Regions from separate parts of the Homo sapiens genome. Here region 1 is linked to region 2. Evidence: read pairs that join two places in POLR2A ChIA-PET (ENCODE). Cell type or tissue: HepG2. All regions are shown on one strand. Each heading gives the region's core, and the rest is flanking DNA. Links, peaks and the distances in the headings are about the cores only.

What was found. Peaks named below come from ENCODE experiments on the same cell type or tissue, not always from the same donor. Only the 100,000 strongest peaks of a DNase experiment are listed, where the experiment ranks them.
Region 1: POLR2A ChIA-PET joins it to region 2 with 5 read pairs; 6 of 35 experiments call an interaction of 5 or more read pairs at or near these places.

What each region holds. Positions count from the first base shown.
Region 1 is chr17:50,502,466-50,508,133 of GRCh38, forward strand. It overlaps a transcript of MYCBPAP not described here. Among named protein-coding and RNA genes, the nearest start is that of MYCBPAP, 3.1 kb to the right of the region's middle. In HepG2, for the core only: no CTCF peak of the experiment used is centred there; a DNase peak (open chromatin) is centred at 1,806; H3K4me3 peaks cover 478 bases.
Region 2 is chr17:50,685,148-50,689,147 of GRCh38, forward strand. ABCC3 (ATP binding cassette subfamily C member 3) reads left to right here. Exons shown (of 31, transcript NM_003786.4): 30 at 2,389-2,583. Among named protein-coding and RNA genes, the nearest start is that of ANKRD40, 21 kb to the right of the region's middle. RefSeq lists a silencer at 2,201-2,495. In HepG2, for the core only: no CTCF peak of the experiment used is centred there; DNase peaks (open chromatin) are centred at 1,724 and 2,324; H3K4me3 peaks cover 1,662 bases.

The DNA.
Region 1 (5,668 bases), core at 1-4,000, 180 kb before region 2:
GAGCGGAGGCCTCGTGCTGGGTGACACAGCTAAAAAGAGACTCAGGCCCAGGGCTTTTGATTCAGCATCTGCCCCCTCAGTTCCCAGCCATGCATCACTAGAACACTATTCTCACCGATGGAGAAGGACAATTCCTCAGCTACCCCCACAATTTAGGAAGAAGTCCCCAAGGTGAACCAGCTCCCTCAGCCCTGAATCTGCCCTCAGAAGGTGGCCTTCTGCCCAGAGCGAGGATGGAGGGGTGCAGGCAGAGAACCATTTTTTTGGTGGAGGTCCACGGGACAGAGCCCAGAACTCAATGTCCATCCATCTTGGGCGTGTCCTCCCCAGCAGCCCAGGCTGACTGGACCGGCGCAGGAACTCCTGCATGCTCAGAGGGAGCCCTGATTCTTAGAACTGTCTTCTCATAGCAGTCTTCTTAGGAGTATGTTGCTGTGGTTTGTGATTCTGCCCCTGGGTGCTGCTGCATGGGAGGAGCCAGCTCTCTCCCTGCCCCACAGATCATGGAAGGCAGCGACCATAGGCTCACTGATGCTCCTGCAGGCTCCCTACACCCATCCATTAGGATGGCCCACATGTGCCAGCCAGGAATGGGGGACACAGCCATGAAGCCGACAGATAGGCTCCTGCACCTCTGGAACTTGTGCTTTAGCGGGGCAGACAGATCCCACAGAAGTGTATGTGTAGGAGTTCTGAGGATGACAAAAAGGATGAGGCAATAGAAGGTGACTGTGACCTTGTGAGACAGGCACTGTCCCCAGTCTATCACTCTATTTTTGTTTCTTTGGGTTTTTTTGAAGCAGGGTCTCGTTCTGTCACTCAGGCTGGAGTGCAGTGGTGCAATCATAGCTTACTGCAGCCTTGATCTCCTGGGCTCCAAGCAAGCCCCCTGCTTCAGCCTCCTGAGTAACTAGGACTCCAGACACACACAAACACCACACCCGGCTAATTTTCAAAATGTTTATTTTTAGTACAGACGGGGTCTTACTATGTGGCCCAGGCTGGTGTCAAGCTCCTGGGCTCAAGTGATCCTTCTGCTTTGACCTTCCAAAGTGCTGGGATTGCATGTGTGAGCCACCATGCCTAGTTCACTGTCCCCACTCTAAAGCAGACAGCCCAAGTGGGGGCAAAGTTGAGAAGCAAACACACACTGTACTCCAAAGCCTCTGAAAATCCCTCCTTGTGTCCTTCCTAAGAAGGTCCCAGAGTCTCTGTGTCATCCCTGAAGCTGAAGTCAGTCCATTCTGGGAGCAGAGTCCAGCTGTGTCCTGTGTTTGGGGCTAAGAAGAATGTGAGATTCCTGCTGAGTGTGAGCTGAGCAAGGTTGTAGTAAGGAGGGCAGTGATGTGATGCATTGTTTAAGGGGTGCAGCTGCCAGATGTGAGTGGGTGAGGGCAGATGTGAGGGGCATCAGCCAGCTATGTGTGGGGGTGGTCAGACCTGGTTGGGGAGGCACAATGGAAACAATAGGGGAGCAGGCCAGGTGGGTATGCGAAAGTGAGACAGAGTGGCAGGATGAACCGGGAGGGGGATCAGATGTGAGGGGCTGGAGAATAGATGACCCCGAGCCTCAGTCTTTAGGAGGGTGGCTGTCCCTGGGAAATGGATGATGCGGTCTGTGGAGGAAATGCGCTTTCTATTTAGGGAGGCTGTTTAGGAGTAGCTGACGACATGCTCAGCACCTGGATGGGTGGAAATAAACAGAGACATGAAGCAATAATTTATGCCGTGTCCTCTGTCAACCTAGCCACCACCTCCTCCTCCCTGGGCTCCAGGAAGTTGCTCAGAGTTGTGGCGCTGGGAGGAGACTGCGGGAGCTATGCTGGTGAAGCGATGCTGTCATCTGAGCTTGTGCTTTACACACACTGGGCTTTTTTTTTTTTTTTTTTTTTTGAGACAGAGTCTTGCTCTGTCACCCTAGGCTGAAGTGCAGTGGCGCAATCACAGCTCACTGCAGCCTCGACCTCCCAGGCTCAAGCAATGCATCCACCTCACTCTCTTGAGTAGCTAGGACCACAAGGGCATGGCACCACATCTGGCTAATTTTTAGAAATTTTTTTGTAGAGACGGGGTCTCACTATGTTGCCCGGGCTGGTCTCAAACTCCTGGGCTCAAGTGATCCTCCTGCCTCAGCCTCCCGAAGTGTTGGGATTATAGGCACAAGCCATCATGCCCAGCCCCCTCCAGGCCTTTGTACCTTCTGTGTCCTCACCTGGAGTACCTGCCCCCTGAACTACCCATTGAACTCTTTATTTAGTGGCCCACCTCCTCTAAGAAGTGCTACCTCCTCTAAGAAGGCCCCCCTCATATCCAGTCTGTGGTTCCTAAATTGCAGCTAATGACTACCCCATGAGCTCACACATTAGAGTTGGAAATCTACTTTCAAATGACCCCACTTTGTGTCTAAAGCACTCTGACCTTCTTCTACCCCCACCCCAGTCGCACATCAGTGAGCTTCAGGGAATCTCTGGAATTGAATACAAAGTCATGTGCAAAATCAGATGTGCAAATGTATGGATAAACAAAATACAGTATACCCATAAACGAAATATTATTCAGCCACGAAAAGGAATGGAGTCACTGATACGTGTTAAGTGAAAAAAAAAAAAACAGACAGAAAAGGCCAAATATTGTATGATTCCATTGATATGAAGTATCAAGAATAGGCAAATCAGTAAAGACAGAAAGGAGCTTAGCGATTGTTAGGGGATGGGGGTCGGGGCTGGGGAATGACTGGTAGAGGGTTTCCTTTGGGGATGATGAAAACATTCTGGATGTAGGTAGTGTAGGTAGTGGTGATGGTGGCACTACATTGTGTGTGTACTAAATGTCACTCAGTTGAATATATTAAAATGGTGACTTTTATGTTATGTGTATTTTACAACAGTTTTAAAAAAAGTCAAATGCACGTTTCTCAGGAGAAGATTCCTAGGTTTGATTGGCTTCTCAAAAGGTGAAGCAGCTCTGATCTGGTCTGGACCCCTTCATGTCATGATGCAGATGGTGATACTGGGACACAGACAGGGGGTGAGACCTGTCCAAGGTCACTCAGGGGCTGGTGGCAGAGCCCAGCCAGGTTGCATGCCTGCCTGACCACATACTCCCCTACCTGCTTCTTCCCTTGTCCTTTGGTCACCAAACCCTCCCGTCACAATCCCCAAGCCTCTGTCCTGCTCCCAAACATGCCACCCACAAGCTGTGTAACTTCCCAAAGTTAAAAGGCCTTCTTCCTGAAACTGGGTGCACGGATTAGAGTTTCATGAGCGTTTGTCTTTTGCTCTAGAGTGGACTCTGAGCTCCTAGAGGGCAAGAGGAAATGTTTCTTATTTTCCTCCATATCTTACAGAGCTTCTGGGACAGCCACGGAGGTGAGCCATTCCTGTCTCCCTTCAAGAAAGAACTTGCCATTCACCCTCAAGGAGGGCAGTTAGCTGACAACTTCTAACAAACATTCTTTGCCCAGAGGACATGCTGGGTTGGCCAAGACTTTGTTAGATCTGCAGCACAGTCTGAGGCTCTCCCAGCCCTTTCCTGCTTCCTCTCCCTCACCGGCCTTGCCACTACCCCCTCTCTCCGCAATAAACCTCTTGCGGTCCTATGTTCATCTCAGTGCTTGCTTCCTGGAGGACCCACATGGCACAGCACCTAGCCTGCTGGATCATAAGTGCTCAGTCGCGAAGTAAACGGAACTGGGGATTCTCTAGAGGGTAGAGGGAAGCCAGAGCCTGGGCCTCGGAGAGCAGGAGAGGGGCTGTCCGTGGAGGATGCCTCAGTCATAAGGAGAGCAAGGTCTAGAGCAGTGTGAAGAAGGGGCCATGGCCCTGGAGCAGGACCCAGCAACGGGCAACACACAGGGAACTCAGGGATTCACCAGCACTGCTGGCATCGTCTCTAGCTCCTCCGCTGTCTGGGGCAGCTCTTGCAAACTCAGAAATGTCCCAGGAGACAGGGTTCAAAGAGCCCTGGCCTTGGACTTTAGAAAACCAGGTTCAATTTGTGCTTCCCGCTAGTCAGGTGACATTACACCCTTCTCTCTGGAGCTCAGTTTCTCCGTTTGTAAAATGGGCTTATAATGTGTCCCCTCCCTTCAACCCCAGCATGATTTTGAGAATTGACTGAGAAGATACTACAGTTTATGGAGGGCACCCTGTTTCGTAGTTTAAATGCACACTCAGGCCAGGTGAGGTGGCTCATGCTTGTAATCCCAACACTTTGAGAGGCCAAGGCGGGAGGATCGCTTAAGCCCACGAGTTCAAGACCAGCCTGAACAACATAGCAAGACCCTGTCTCTACAAAAAATTTAATAATTAGCTGGGTGCAGTGGCACATGCCTGTAGTCCCAGCTACTCGGAAGGCTAAGGCAGCAGGATCATTTAAGCTCAGGAGTTTGAAGCTGCAGTGAGCTATGATTGTGCCACTGCACTCCAACCTGGGCAACAGAGTGAGATACTCGCTAAGAAAAAGAAATACATACATATTCATTTAACCCTGGCAGTGGCCTTGTGAGAGCAGCATTATGACCTCCATTTTATGTATGTATATATGTATGTATGGATGTATGAGATGGGGATCTCACTTTGTTGCCCAGGCTGGAGTACAGTGGTGCAATCAGAGCTCACTGCAGCCTGGACCTCCTGGGCTCAAGCAATCTTCCTGCCTTAGCCTCCAGAGTAGCTAAGACTACAGGTGTGGGCCACCAAAGCCAGCTAATTAAAAAAAAATTTTTTTAGGCTAGGCACGGTGGCTCACGCCTGTAATCCTAGCACTTTGGGAGGCCGAGGCGGGCAGATCACGAGGTCAGGAGTTCGAGACCAGCCTGACCAACTGGTGAAACCCCATCTCTACTAAAAATACAAAACTTAGCCAGGCATGGTGGCACTCGTCTGTAATCCCAGCTACTCAGGAGGCTGAGGCAGGAGAATCGCTTGAACCTGGGAGGCAGAGGTTGCAGTGAGCCGAGATGGCACCACTACACTCCAGCTTGGGCACAGAGCAAGACTCCGTCTCAAAAAAAAAAAAAAAAAAATTTTTTTTTTTTTTTAGAATGGAGTCTCCCTACGTTGCTCAGGTCAATTTTGAACTCCTGGCCTCAACCAATCCTCCTGCCTCAGCCTTCTAAAGCACTAGGATTGTAGGCCTGAACCACTGTGCCCAGCAGAGAAAACCGGCTCTCTAGGTCAAGGCATTGGCTCAAGAACACACAGCTAACAAGCCGACATAGCTGGGATTAGAACCCAATTGTCTGGCTCTAGAACCCCTTCACTATTTGAGGTACAATTTACTGCCTGACTACTAGTGCTAAACTTTGGGTTGGGGGCAGGGCCTGAGGCAGCTCCTGCTCTCATACATTCTGAGAGCCAGTTTGACAATAGGCAACTACACAAAAAACCGAAATAATCCCAGAATGCCTCAGGGCTCCAGGGGAAGGCGAAAAAAGCGGGTGCGTTTATAAACTTAAAATAATCAGAGGCAGCATCTCCAAGGACTGTGAGAATGCCCCAAGTCAGGGCAAAAGTTTTGGCTGGTTTGGGAAGTGATGAAAGGCCAAAGTGGCTGCAGCGAGCGTGGACCCGGGAGGTCTCCAGGCGCGTTGGTGCGAGTTGGGGACGGCAGGCAGGGACACCTAAAACCTACGGTACGCCACGAAGGGGTTTCAGCACGTCCTGAA
Region 2 (4,000 bases), core at 1-4,000:
TGGGAGAAGGCAGGTCTGGGATTTGAACCAGCTCTGGGAGATTCCAAAACCCTTTGAGGAAGCCCTCTCCCCTCCAGAGCTTTCTTACAGCCCCAGATTTTATGTCCTCAGCCACTGGGCTATGCACTGGAGGGGCCAGTAGTCACCTCTTACTGAGTCTAAAGGTTGGAGATACCTATACCTGTGCTAGCTGTGTGATTTGGGGCTAGTTGCTTAACCTCTCTGTGCCTACTTTTCTTTCACTCTAAAAGGCAGATAATAACAGTCCAAACCTCTTTGCATTATGCTGCCCAATAAAAAACAAAGCAAGTCATGCATATGAAGCTAATGTTTTTTTCTTATAGCCACACTTTTTAAAAAGGAAAAACAAGCAAAATAAACTGTAATACTATAACTTATTTAGCCCAATATATCTAAAATATTATTTCAACACATCATTGATATAAGTATTAGAAATATTTTGCGTTTCTTCCTACAAGTTTGAAATCCAGTGTATATTTCACATTTACAGAATGTCTCAATTTGGACTAGTCACATTTCAAGTGCTAATAGCCACATGGGGCCAGTGGCTACCACCTGGACAGAGCAGTGTTAGGGTCAGTGTGATGACAGGAAAAGCGCTTCGCTTGGATGCTCCTGTAAAATGTCAGCTTTTCCCCTCCTCCCTTCCCTCCATCTTCTCCTCCTCCTCCTCCTCTTCCCTATTTTCATTTTTATATTCAGTCCATACTCATGCACCCTCCCCAGACCTCAAAAACTAAAACAAGGCCAGGCACAGTGGCTCACGCCTGTAATCCCAGCACTTTAGGAGGCCAAGGCAGGTGGATCACTTGAGGGCAGGAGTTCAAGACCAGCCTGGCCAACATGGTGAAACCCTGTCTCTGCTAAACACAAAAATTAGCTAGGCGTGATGGCGGGCGCCTGTAATCCCAGCTATTCGAGAAGCCAAGGCAGGAGAATCGCTTGAACCCTGGAGGCGGAGGTTGCAGTGAGCCAAGATCTCACCACTGCACTCTAGCCTGGGTGACCGAGCGAGACTTCGTCTCAAGAAAAAAAACTTTACATTTGCCCAGCACTTAACAATATTCAAAGCACTCTGGCCTCCACTTTCTCCTTTAATCTTTACCATGGTCCTGTGGGCCAGAAACGAGCCTCCACGGTTTGAAATGATTTCCTCGCAGCAGTTCAGCTGGTAAGGGGCAGAGCGGGGACTCTGGCTCTGTCCCAAACCTTTCCTTGCTGTATCACAGCCACCTCCCTCACCTGGACAACATTCCCCAAGGCCCCTCATTATCCCAAGGGTGGGACTCCCTTGCCACCCACGCAGCCCTTAAGACTAAATATGCATCTTAAGTGGCTCTCACTTACATAACCACGTGGGGGTGGCTGGCGGACAAACATGGTCTCTCCAGACCCTGTGCCCCATGACTGTCTCTTGCTTGATCCATTCTTCTCACCTGCTTGCTCTCAACACTTCCCCCAGAGCATGCCCCACCCCGACACATGCCGTGATCAGAGACAGAAATCAGCTCCCCTCCTCCCTCACTGAGCTTGTAGCCACTTTAAGTATAACCTGTGTCCTGTGCCAGTTCCACCATAAATCAGCCCTGAGTTCTATCCGGCGGCTTATTCTGCTGCCAAAACCTTCATTAGTTGCGGGAATGGGCCAGGGAGAGAGCCCGGACTTTACTCCGGCTGTGGTGACTCACGCCTTTGGGAAGGGCTGAGGTATTTGTCCTTGGATGTGGGGATGCTGTGGCCTCTGGTTGGGAACACAGCCTCGTTTTGTCTGCTGGCTCTGGCTTCCAGAGCAGGAGGCTGAAGGCGTGTGTCCTGCTCCTCCTTTACCTCCTCAGTGACCAGACACAAAGAGTCCCCGGGTGTTCCTCTGCCCTGCCATTTTCTTGTCCCAGAAGCAGAGCCCTGGCCTGTATTCCCTATGGGGTGGGAGGTGACTGCCTGAATTGTGTGATATTAGGCTCAGCAAGATGGCATCGTGTGGCCTATTTGCAAATATCCAAGAAGAGCCATGCAAGTATGTTCTTACTAAGGTGTAAATGGCTGATAGAGTGAAGCAGAGAAACATCACGGCACTAGCTGAAAAGCAAGGATGGGGAAGAAAGCACCGAGAGAGGAGGCCAAGGGTGCCAAGAGCAGACCAGGGATTTCACAATGCCTTTTAGCACTGGCTCATTCCCCAAGGCCCCTCATTATCCCAATGGTGTCCAGACCTCTGCTCCGTTCTGGAGGGCTGGGCTGTGGCAGAAATGGGAGAAGTCAGACAGAAAACCAGTCCTGGGCCACTGAGGAGTGAAACAGGTCTGGGAATGAGGCCCAGAGGCAGGTGGGAGGCCCCCAGCTGGAAATGCCTGCCTTCTCCACTCCCAGCGTGGGCCAGAGGCAGCTCGTGTGCCTGGCCCGAGCCCTGCTCCGCAAGAGCCGCATCCTGGTTTTAGACGAGGCCACAGCTGCCATCGACCTGGAGACTGACAACCTCATCCAGGCTACCATCCGCACCCAGTTTGATACCTGCACTGTCCTGACCATCGCACACCGGCTTAACACTATCATGGACTACACCAGGTGGGACACGGAAACCTGAGCAATGGGGAACCTGGTGGGGCCACCTGGGGCATCAGGAATGGGCAGGGCAGATTAGGGTTATCTGAACAAGGCAATGTTCCTGGGATTGCTAGGGCATGGCAGGCAGAGCAGAGTTTCCCAAGATCTGGATAAGGGGCAGACCAGAGTGGGGTGGCCTGGGCTCAGGGGTGGGGTATACAATGACATTTTCATTTTTCTTCTTCTTCTTCTTTTTTTTTTTTGAGACAGAGTTTTGCTCTGTTGCCTAGGCTGGAGTGCAGTGGCTCACTGCAGCCTCAGCCTCTCGAAGTACTGGGATTACAGGCGTGCACCACCACATCCGGCTAATTTTTGTATTTTTAGTAGAGACGGTTTCACCATGTTGGCCAGGCTGGTCTCGAACTCCTGACCTCAAGTGATCCACCTGTCTCGGCCTCCCAAAGTGCTGGGATTACAGGCGTGAGCCACTGCGCCCAGCTTCAACAATGACATTTTCTAACACATGGGGAAGGGCACACTGGGCTCCACAGGCACTGTCTTTGTGCACAGGCCACTTGCATCCTGCCTCCTCCATGAGGCAATGTAAGGGGAACTGGAGGCTTCATGCTGAGTCCCATCACTTCCTAAGAAACCTGCTGGCAGAGTGCCTGCATGTCCCTCACCTTATTGGTGTCTCACAGCCACTCTGGTCACAGATGAAGAAGCAACTCAAGTGGCAGCTGGACCGTGACAGCACCATGAGGAGCTGAGCCTTGTGGGGAGAGCACTGTGTCTGGAGTCCCAGGCTGCTGTGTGACCCTGGGCAATTTGCAAAACCTTTCTGAGCCTGTTTCAAATGAAAATGATGCTTCGTGGGATTGTCGTAGTCAATGAGGGCTGGGCACAGTGGCTCACACCTGTAATCTCAGCACTTTGGGAGGCCAAGGAGGGCGGATGACTTGAGGTGAGGAGTTCAAGACCAGCCTGGCCAACATGGAGAAACCCTGTCTCTACTAAAAACAAAACAAAACAAAACAAAAACAAAAATTTGCCGGATGTGGTGGTGCATGCCTGTAATCTCAGCTACTCGGGAGGCTGACAGAGAATTGCTTGAACTCAGGAAGCAAAGATTGCAGTGAGCCAAGATTACGCCAGGACACTCCAGTCTGAGTGACAGAGTGAGACGTTGTCTCAAAAAAAAAAAAAAATGGTGGCCAACGCGGTGGCTCACACCTGTAATCCCAGGACTTTGGGAGGCCGAGGCAGGCAGATCATTTGAGGTCAGAAGTTAGAGACCAGCCTGGCCAACATGGTGAAACCCTGTCTCTACTAAAAATACAAAAATTAGCCTCTCATGTGGCAGGCACCTGTAGTCCCAGCTGCTCAGGAGGCTGAGGCAGGAGAATCACTTGAACCCAGGAGGCAGAGTTTGCGCCAC